2 separate regions of the Homo sapiens genome follow, and region 2 is linked to region 1. The links are chromatin loops, found by intact Hi-C in ENCODE. Cell type or tissue: A673. All regions are shown on one strand. Each heading gives the region's core, and the rest is flanking DNA. Links, peaks and the distances in the headings are about the cores only.

Region 1 (5,389 bases), core at 310-5,309:
CTATTTCTAGCAGTGTTTTAAAATCTGGTCTATACACCTCCAAACACATTTTGTACCCTGCTATCTCCCTATGTTTTCCTTTTGCATGGAAGGATTTGTTAAATGTATGCTATCCTTTGTTCAAAATAAGATACTTCTCCAACCAAAAATATTTTTTCTACATTATATTAGCTCACAGTAAATGCTCTTTCCTCCCATGTCTAAGCACCCATTGCCGAGAACATTTTAATACATATAATTTTCCCATTAATCTTGTCCTGCCTTTGGATATCTCATACCATTGGTGAACTGTTATTCTTCTAATATTACTAGGTCTTTTTTATTTGATTTATATCTTACTTCATCACATAGATTTTAAGTATACTGAAGGTTACATGAGCGAAGTATTTTTTTTTTTTGTACAATATATATTGCTATTCCTTTGAGTACTACCTTGTACCTAGAATGCACTTATTAAAAAAGACATGTTGATTTGGTGGGCATGCAATTCTGATGGGCATGCAATTCTGTCATTCGGAAATTATGTGAAAGAGCTTATAATACAGTCCCTGGCCTTTTAAAAACTGTTGTTAAAATACAGCTAGTATAATGTAAAAGTGCATAATTTATTTGTAGCGTTTTTACCCCTGGGGTTGTATGAAAGGCCATTTATTTATTTACTTTGTTATGTATTTGTGTGTGTGTGCACATGCTGCGCATCAACCAGTGTTCAAGTTGGTGTCAAAATTAGCTCATCCCAACAAATTGAGATTCTTGTGGTAGGAAGAATTAACAACTGCCCTCTGGAAGCATATCGTTTTCCCCCAATCGTTTATACATTAGTTGGAAGTCAGTTTGTGTTGACCCATGGGCAGCTAATCCTCAGAGAGAGAGTTCTCAATTCTATAGGGTCTCTTCTAGGAGGTCATTTCAGGCCCAATTATACAATCTCTCTCTTCTACGAGGTTTGTTTTTCCTTAGGGTGAATATGATATGAAAGAACATTGTGGAAGAAACCTCATCTTAATAAGCCTTTTACCTTGGACAAAATAAGCTTTCTTAAGAAAGATTTTTCACCCTCATAATGCTTCCTTCTTGATTCACTAAAGATTCATGCTCCTGAAATTGCCTATATATTTTTTCCAAAAAGAAAAAGAAATTCTCCAAAATAAGAAAAGAGCATAACCTTTGAAGTTTCAAAAAAGCCCTTAATGTATCTTTCTTATTTGTAAAGATGAGATAATTTGGGTCGATTTTTATATCCGTTTCCAAACTTGCAATGAGTATATAATGTGATTAAAGGTTTGTGATATAAATAGTTTTCTGAAATTAGTTTATTGGCTTATTATAATTATATCAGATCTTATTTAGCCAATTAAAACAAATTATTTTGCTTATAAAACTGCTCACATTAATTAACATGTTCTGGCATTTTGGTTTTTGTCTGCTGAACAGAAGTCTGTCTTGTCTGTTTTCCATTTCTGTTTTGCATAGTAATTGGAACAACCCCTTAAGTGAAAACCAAAGTAGCGGAGCCACCTTATCATAAAGTAAAAATGGAAAGCAAATCAAGAGAGAACCTTAAATCTCTGCTTCCCATGGTGGACCGAATAGAGTTGGCCTCAATGAAACTCTAAGTAAGAATTTACGTTCCTCTCCATTGAGTTGAATACAGGCTTTGGTGGACTATTTGGTTCTTGTTACTGATGTTTCTCAATATGGAACGTTTGAAAGCATCCAACCAGAAGTTGCACAATGATCACAGCCTTGAACGTATTCATCAGAAAAACGCATTCACTGCTACAGGTTTTATTTTTACAGGAACCAGTGTGCTGCACTGTTTGCGAGTTTCTTCAATGCTCTTACCCATGACAATCACAAAAGCAATTCACAACCTTACTTATCAGATAGTTCTGTTTTACAATAATCTGGTTGCTATTTGTAAAATCCAGGAAAAAACAGTGCAATTTCTGATGCTGAATATCTGAAAAGCTCTGGAAGCTGCTAGGAAGAGATATGCACTAAAATATGTAATGTGATGGAATTACAACAGACAGACATTCTGGAGGGTGTACACTCTAGTGCATCTCAGAGTACGTGACATCTAATGGCGCTACTTTCAAGATTTGCAAAGAAATTCTGCATTTAAACGGCTCCCTTCCACTCACAGTTTTCTTAGCTCCCCTATTTAACTCTTTCATTAAAAAAAAAAAGAGAACTCTCTCAAAAAGAATGATCAACCAAAACAATCGCCAGTGAATAACTGTTTCCAGAACAAAATGAAAGTAGGGATCTCAATGAGATCATTTATTTCATGAGCTAGTTCCTAAAACTTTAGATGTACCATAAAAGCAAAAACATCTTTCTGATGAGAATTTAACTCACACAAAAAAGTGGTGATTTTAACAGCTGACAAATCCCCTATAATAAGGGGCTTAAACAACAACAACAAACAAACAAACCACTTTTCCAGTGATTAGTCTGTGCAGATGTCAAAGAAAAGTGCCATACACTCCCTTAAAGAATATAGACGCCAGTTAAATCTTTTTGGGTGTTTTCATGACCATATATTAGTGTGAGAGCAAAATGGGAATAACATACACCACTGAGAGGCAGTATAGTGCAATAGATAAAGTGATTGAATTTCAATCCCTGATCTCAGCACATAGCATTAGCTAAATTACTTCACCGCTGTCTACCTCAACTTCTCCGTCTATGAAATGGGACCAGTATCTCCAAGTTTCTGATAATAAGATAAACAAAAAACATTAGCATATTTATAAAGGCAGATAGCCCTATCATTTCTTTGTGCAGTTAAATTCTACCAAAGCTAAATCTACTCTAAGAGGAAAAAGAATTGCATTATGGAAGCTAAATGTTGTTCCGGAAGCTGCTGGGGCACCAATTAATAGAGTGATGTAATAAACCACTCAATAATCCTGCACTGGCTGAAAGAATTAATGCAGCTCACCTCTGTTGCTGTGAGTGCAATACCATGTACTCAGAGGGTGCTCGATAAATATTAGCTGATGATGATATTGACAGGGTGCTGTGTAGTCACGGCACTAAGTGAATTGCTAAGTTTACAATTGTACAGAAAACTCGTTGAATAATTATTGGCAATAAAAGAAACCTATCCCTGACCTCATTTACTATATTATGACATCATCTCACGCATAATAAGACCATCACCAATCCCTGGAAGCTTAATAGCCTTGTCCTACTGACTTGACACAATAAAAATAAGGTCATCCTGTAAAACATATTTAGAATTTGGGTACTTCTTAAAACTTTCATTGTTAGCACTCTGTTGCAGTCTATCACCATTTCTTTTCTGGATTTTGTAGCGCCTCTCAATTGTTTTCCATGATTTCTACTTTAGGCCCCTGTGGCAGTTCCTTATGCTGGGGATTCCTAATGTATCTTACCTTCGTGTATTCACAGTCTTGTATAGTTCTCTCTCATACTGACTCTGGGATTGGCCAGACTCTGGGATTGGCCATGACTTGCTTTGGCCAATAGGCCATTAACAAACATGATGCAAGAAAAGGCACAAGAAGTTCTTGAGCATAGGGGCTTGCCCTGCTGGAAGAATGCCATCCCCATGAAAGAAAGCCTTTTCTGGCCTCCTAGAAGATGAAAAACCAAGAGGAGGGAAACGCTCAAATATTTCATGGAGTCCAGCCCCCATGAAACCCACCAGCTAGATGAAACTGTACAAGTGAGTACAGGCAAGTCCCCCAAAAGAACTGCCTGTTGGACACACCAGAATGTGAGCAACAATCATTTCCTCTTGTTTCAATCTGCCAAGTTCTGCTGCATTTTTTATCTAGTAATAAATTACTGATACATCCCCTGCTGATTATTTCCAACTCTGCTAATCAGGGTGATTCTTTTACAATGTAAGCCAGATAATCTTACTCCTCCTCAAAGCCATCTATGAGCTCCTTATCTCAGAGGAGCCCAAGTCTTCCTAAAGACTTGACTTTCTAAAGACTTGACATGCTCTGCCCTTCCCTCAATTTATCCGATGTCAACTCCACTAATCTCTCCCTCACTTTTCTCTTTTCAGCTGCATAGGCCTCTACCTCAAAGGTTCTTCTTCATGAACATGGATTACTTTCACACTCTGTTTGGGTGTTTCCTCCAAAATCATTTTTTCTCAGCAGGGCTTGCCCTGATCAAACTGCATCATCTCCTTGCCCCCAATTCTCCATCCTCCCTTTCTGTTCCTTTCCATTGCACTTAAGACTTCTAAATCACTATATGGTTTACTGATTTTGGTCACTGTCTGACTCGCTTTCTCAGAATGTAAGCTTCAAGAGGGTCAGAAGTTGTCTTTTTGGTCCCCACACTTAGAACAATGGCTGGTACATAGGATAGACTTAGTAAGTACAGTCGTGCACCAGTTAGCCATGGGGATACATTCTGAGACATGAATCCTTAGGCGATTTTGTCATTGTGCAAACATCATAGAGTGCACTTACACAAACCTAGATGGTAAACCCTACTTCACACCTAAGCTGTATGGCATAGCCTGTTGCTACCAGGCTTCAAACCGGTACAGCATGTTACTGTCCTGAATACTGTAGGCAATTATAACACAATGATAAGTATTTTAATATCTCAACATGTCTAACCATAGAAAAAGTACAGTAAAAACACTGTATAGAAGATAAAAACGGTTACACTATATAGGGCAGTTCCATTATAATCTTATGGGACCACTGTTGTATATGAGGTCTGTCCCTGACTGAAATGTTGTTATTTGGTGCATTACCGTATTTGCTAAACTATAAAATTAATACTTCTGGTTAGGGTGCCCAGGGCTACAGATTGGGTTCTATATTTAATGGCAATGCTGAGATTGGATAGACTCTGTAAGGACACACAGTTGGTGCAACTTACAAAGATTTACGAGACATCACTTGGCAGAAAACAGAAGTAGCCTTGTGGTCAAGGAGAAGAGAAGGTCAAGAAGGTTCTTTGGGAAGTATTTCATCAGAAGGTCTTTTCACAGGTGGTGAGAACCACAATCAAAAGCAAAGAGAGGCGAGTACTCACCAGAATAGCCACCATGGAAAGGCTAAGGAGGAACCCAAGGGAAGAAAAGGAGACTCTCCAAGCCTGCTTGAATTTAAAAGGCAAGTGGCACAGGGAGAAAGATGCCTCCAAAGGGTAAATCTGATCTTTTTGTGGAAGACAAAGTTTATGATGTGCTTGCACCTTTTTCAGGAAAAGCCTAAAAATAAAGCCAAATATATCTGAGGCTTGGTCTTTTCATGCTGATATCAGAGTTGAGAATGCACACTGAGCCAACATTGCTACAGTACCTAGGCATGTGCCCAGGGATGTGACACACTGGCATTTAGGCTCCATAAACATGTAGATCACAAGTGGTAGGCTTGCT
Region 2 (5,389 bases), core at 329-5,328, 520 kb after region 1:
AGGGACATGGGCAAATATGAGGGAATTCAGCTACTTATATGATATAGCTGACTATTTTGAATTTTAAAAAACTAATTTGTTTTGAGAATATCCTACTTGAATAGAGAAATCTTTGCATTTTGGGAAGGGAAAAAGATTATTTCTTTTCAGATAATCCACCTTGTACCAATATAAAAAGCTGCCAATGCAAATATTTTCAGGGACAACATCTGTGTAGAATACGTCGTGAGCAAGCGAAAGTTTCTCTCGCCTCCTCCGAGTCCCTGGAGATCTCACCCAAAGAGAATGCGAATAGAGTTTTCCATTTTGTTTCACATTAGGGTCTCCTGAGAGGCAAAGGACTGGAAAACACTATAGCCAAAATACCCAAAGCATGATTCAATCTGATGTCTTAGTAAAGGAAATGTACACTCCAAGCTTTTTTTTTTCTCCCAATTCACCATTTGCTCCAAACGATAAAATCACAGCCTCAACGAAAATCACACCTTAAAAAAATTGTTTGTGTTGGCTGTTCTCTTAGAGAAGTTGAGTTTTCCTGGAAAGTTAACATTCTTGTCAGAGAGGAAATAAAAATAAATGTGGCACAGGCAAAGATGACATTTGAATCCAAACAAAAGTTTGCCTTTTGCTTTTTTTTTTTTCTTTCACCCCTTATCATACAAACTGATGTGCTAAGAAAAACAGTCCCAATTTAGCTTTCCATAAGCCCTTTGGAGTAGTTCACATATATAGTCTCTCATAGGAAGGTTCGGTTGCAAATTTTTGTCAAAAGGGAAAAAATATGCCATGTGGAAACCGTGTATTGGTTAGCGGAAATGGATCAACAGAGAGGCCACAGGGGGAAAAGTGCCAGTTGCGAATTCATAGAATGAGTCAGTGTTTTAGACAAGGGAAAACTGAAGTATATCTCATGAGCTGAAACCACCTCCAGGCTGACAAACTTTTGCCAGAACTTATAAACAGTGTGTGATACATTAGGTTCAGGATCCCATTGAAAGCAACATTGTCAATCCTCATCCAATTAGTAGTTCCAAACTGCTCATCCCAGACCCACCTTGAATTTACCCTGGAACTGGGCAAATGTTCACTCTCACTAAGGGTAGTGACACTGAGCACTCCAGAATGAAGAAAGAACTATGCAGACAGACGGAGAGAGGAATCTTTGCTGTTCTCAGTGTCAAATTCTGAGCAGCGCCCCCTCTCTGCTGGATTCCTATAATGACCTCAATAATTTGTCTCTAGGGTCAGTCCTGCCTCACTCTCATTCACGGTCCACAATATAACATCTCAATCTTATGCTTAAGCTCTTCAATTATTCTTCACTGACCTCAGGATGAAATCCAAACTCCTACCATGAGGTTGTTCAAGGCATAGTGCCTGTCTTTTAGACCAGCGGTCTCCAACCTTTTGGCACCAGGGATCAGCTTCATGGGAGAAATTTTTTTTCACAGACTGGGGTTGGGGATTGTTTGGGAATGAAACTGTTCCACCTCGGATCATGAGGCATTACTTAGATTCTCATACGGAGCATGTAACGTAGATCCCTCACATGCCAGTTCACAGTAGGGTCCGTGGTTCTTATGAGAATGTAATGCCTCTGCTGACCTGACAGGAGGTGGAGCTCAGGTGGTAATTCTAGCTTACCTGCTGCTCACCTCCTGCCATGCAGCCCTGTTCGTAAGAGGCCATGGACCAACACCAGTCCGCAGCCCGGGGGTTGGGAATCCCTATTCTAGACCCTTCTCTCTACAAGCTCAAACTCTAAGTACTAGCCAGGTTGGTGGTTTTAAATCTCCCGATCTTTGTATTTGGCAGCTGACTCTTCAGCCTGGAACACTCTTATCCTACATCTCAACTCCACCTTTGACTCATTACTGGGTAACTTTAATTGGTTCCTACTACATCTCATGCTTACTGTTATTTTGACACAACAGATTGAAGTAAGTTGCTCAATCTTTTCTTGCATTAGAAAGATGACTAGTCCCTAAGGACTACCTAGCACAGTCTCTGGTACAACGGAGACTGAAAAAAAATATATCTATATATTGAATGAACAAATGACTGAAAAATAATTCACCAACCAGCTTCTTAGTTAACATCAAATTGTCACTAAAGCATTCAGTATATTAAAATCCAAATATAAGCAACCTTGCTAAATTAGGGGTAATTATCATAGTGTCCTAGGGCTTAATAAGCATTCAATAAACGTTAATAACTACCATTATTGTTTACATTATAAAAACATTTTTGTTTCAAAAAATCATTCACAACTGTTTTCTTTTCACTGAAAACTCATATAAAGATTTTTACTTAACAGCTTGTTAAAATAAATATAGTTTGATGTATACACAGTTCTTTTAAAAGTGGTTTAAAGACAAGAGGACTCCCAGTTAATAAATCATATGATTACATATTAATACTATTGTAACAAAAAGGAATGACCAGTAAAAATAAGTCACTTGTAATTCTATTTCTTTTAAAAAAATAAATTTTAGGACGAAAGGCAGTCATGAAAAACCCTGAATGCTCCACAAATAACTGAAATATTCCGAGTGGTAAACATACACGTGACTCGTGTGTCATTTCAATAAAAGTGCCTAGAGGGCGCTGATTTGCCATGTTTCTATGGATCTGTGTAGCACAGAAAGCACATGTGTAGGTATAACTTGTGAGTAAGCACTATTTACTCTACAAATAAATTACTATGTAGCTTACATTGTTAGGGTCGCATGATAGCCCTATAGCTTAAAAGACTGAAATAACCATGCATTTATCTTGTCACTACAGGTACTTACAGTGTAATTACAAGGTCAACAGTTACTGTGTAATTATGTAGTTTCAACATTGTGGTTCTCAAACAACAAAAAAAAGTACACTGTTCTCCCAGTACCTGCTGAGAACCCCTTTCCCTACTTCGCCATCCCCACTTGCAAAATTTAAATAGCTTCAATGACATTTTCAAAGGAAAACAAATCAAAGTATCTTTATTGGAATAATAGCTATCTTATAATTATTAAAGACCTCAGACATCTTCTGGTCCAATGCCTTAATTTTCTTGGGAGGATTTATTTTAAATTTTTCACATGGAATTATATGTAATTTAGAAAGTAACTCAAGATAAAAGGTAACACAAATAGGCATTTATTTAGCAGCAATACTTTTTAATGGTTGTTCATTGTGTAGAGTAATGAGATGTGGCACATTTTTGAAAGGGTGAATTTCCTGATTTAATGAAATCAGAACAAAATAATACTAAATTATAACTTATCACATCCATAAAGTTTTGTTCTTCTCCAGTTCAGATTCTGAATTTATTTCTGTGTGTTTGCTTAATATTGACATCACACTGCATATAATTTTGTGGTTAGTTGTGTGTATGTGCGGTGTGACCAAATCTCTTACACATTTCTCTTCCAATGTATGGTGACTCTGAAATCATGAGTTTCATTTAAACCTTATAACTAAAACCCTTCAAATTCTTTCCCCTCCTTTATTCAGAGAAGCAGAAGGACACTGCTTTGATAGTCAATATTTGAACAACTCATTCCAAATTTATTGTAGGTTACTATCATACGGAGAATAATAAAGAATTTTTTTAATTACTTTAGCTCATAAAAATGGGCTGATAGATATTCCATCAATGTTATGATTCCCTTGGATGGAGAAATGCTAAATGCTAACCCAAACAGATTTTAAAACCATAATTACTTGGTAAACAGGGGAAACATAGCCAAATAATTATTCATGAGTACAGATTAAATTCATCTAGATTTTTTTTGAAAATTTCTTATTGAATTCTATCTCTGGCAAAGCCACTGAGCATAGCAATATCAGAGTGGCATTACTTCTTCAATATGTTTTACACAAAAAGAGCAAGCTGTGTACAGGTTTTTTGTTTGTTTGTTTTTGCTATAGGGCCTTTCTTCTGTCTCTCTCTAGTGATGAAGCACAGATAAGTTACCCAACATTAGTGTGTGTAAATCATTTCAAAAGGGGCACTTGTTCCCTGATGTAGTAGTTCTCTGAAAAGCAAAAACAAGGCAATCCTACAAGAAACATCATCACACAACCACCACACAACTGGTTTTCACAATTAAAGACTTACTATGATAACAGTCACCAGCCTGAAAACCCTACTCTATTAAGACAAACAGGCAAAGGTTCTCTTCAAAAAGAATCTCAGGATAGGAGGTTTTTGAAATCTCAAAAGAAAACATAAACTAGCCTCTCTCTTGACACCTAATAAAACCAAGAAGCTGACTCAAATAGTTACAAGATTTATCTCCTAATACCTGCCTTTAATTGATTTACATATAAAAGTCTTCTTTTCCATAGTTCCAAGACCAATTTGGAACTTTCTTTCTAATTCTCACATTATAAATTAAGAAAGCAAAATAAACCATCTCTAGGACATACCAGAGGTTATCAATTTGGAACTTTCTTTGTAATTCTCACATTATAAATTAAGAAAGCAAAATAAACCATCTCTAGGACATACCAGAGGTTGAGTAATGCAAGGTACAGATGATTACTTTGCTTTTATGTTAAAAACAAAATGATTACATGGACACCAAGCAGTGTAGAAAAGCTGAAAAGGAATCCAGGAAAGGGATGAAGGTCAGAGATGACTTTAGCTTCATCTGTGATTTTTCAGTATTACTTGTAAGAAGAATATTCAGATATTAAATGTAATATGAAATTAAGAAAGTACAAAAGAGAAACAACAAGTGGTAATAAAGCATACATAAATAAAAACAAGTATTTCTCCATTAGTTTGAAGCAGCTTTCCTGTTTGGTGGTAAGAGGTCTACTGATAGTTTGTTAGAAATCAAAGGACATTTGCAGGGACATGGATGAAGCTGGAAGCCATCATCCTCAGCAAACTAACACAGGAACAGAAACCAAACAGTGCATGTTCTCACTCCTAAGTGGGAGGTGAACAATGAGAACACATGGACACAGGGAGGGGAACATCACACACCAGGGCCTGTCGGGGGGTGGGGGGCTAAGGGAGGGAGAGCATTAGGACAAATACCTAACGCATACAGGGCTTAAAACCTAGATGATGGGTTGATGGGTGCAGCAAACCACCATGGCACATGGATACCTATGTAACGAACCTGGATGTTCTCCACATGTATCCCAGAACTTAAAGTATAATAAATAAATTTTAAAATAGAAATGAAAGGACAGAGAAAAGAGCACACTTCAGCCTGCTTGGTAGAGAGATGCATGGAGAAAACTGTAAGTGGAGACACTCACACTGACCTTGTGGTTGCTGGTAGTGAGAAAATGTATTTTATTAGTAGTGTACTAACCCATAGAACCTGACCAATAAATGATTCACACTGTGTTTATTCCACATTTTAAGTAGGCACGCATTTCAACG

The links. Hi-C counts contacts between places; a loop is a spot of excess contacts. Peaks named below come from ENCODE experiments on the same cell type or tissue, not always from the same donor. Only the 100,000 strongest peaks of a DNase experiment are listed, where the experiment ranks them.
Region 2: it touches region 1 in a loop (3-fold over the local background); 3 of 110 quality-filtered maps call a loop at or near these places.

The regions. Positions count from the first base shown.
Region 1 is chr5:167,562,987-167,568,375 of GRCh38, reverse strand. The region is part of intron 4 of TENM2 (teneurin transmembrane protein 2); the gene reads right to left. Among named protein-coding and RNA genes, the nearest start is that of TENM2-AS4, 94 kb to the left of the region's middle. In A673, for the core only: a CTCF peak has its summit at 2,558; a DNase peak (open chromatin) is centred at 2,595.
Region 2 is chr5:167,046,473-167,051,861 of GRCh38, reverse strand. The region is part of intron 1 of TENM2 (teneurin transmembrane protein 2); the gene reads right to left. Among named protein-coding and RNA genes, the nearest start is that of TENM2, 70 kb to the right of the region's middle. In A673, for the core only: CTCF peaks have their summits at 1,224 and 2,611; a DNase peak (open chromatin) is centred at 2,611.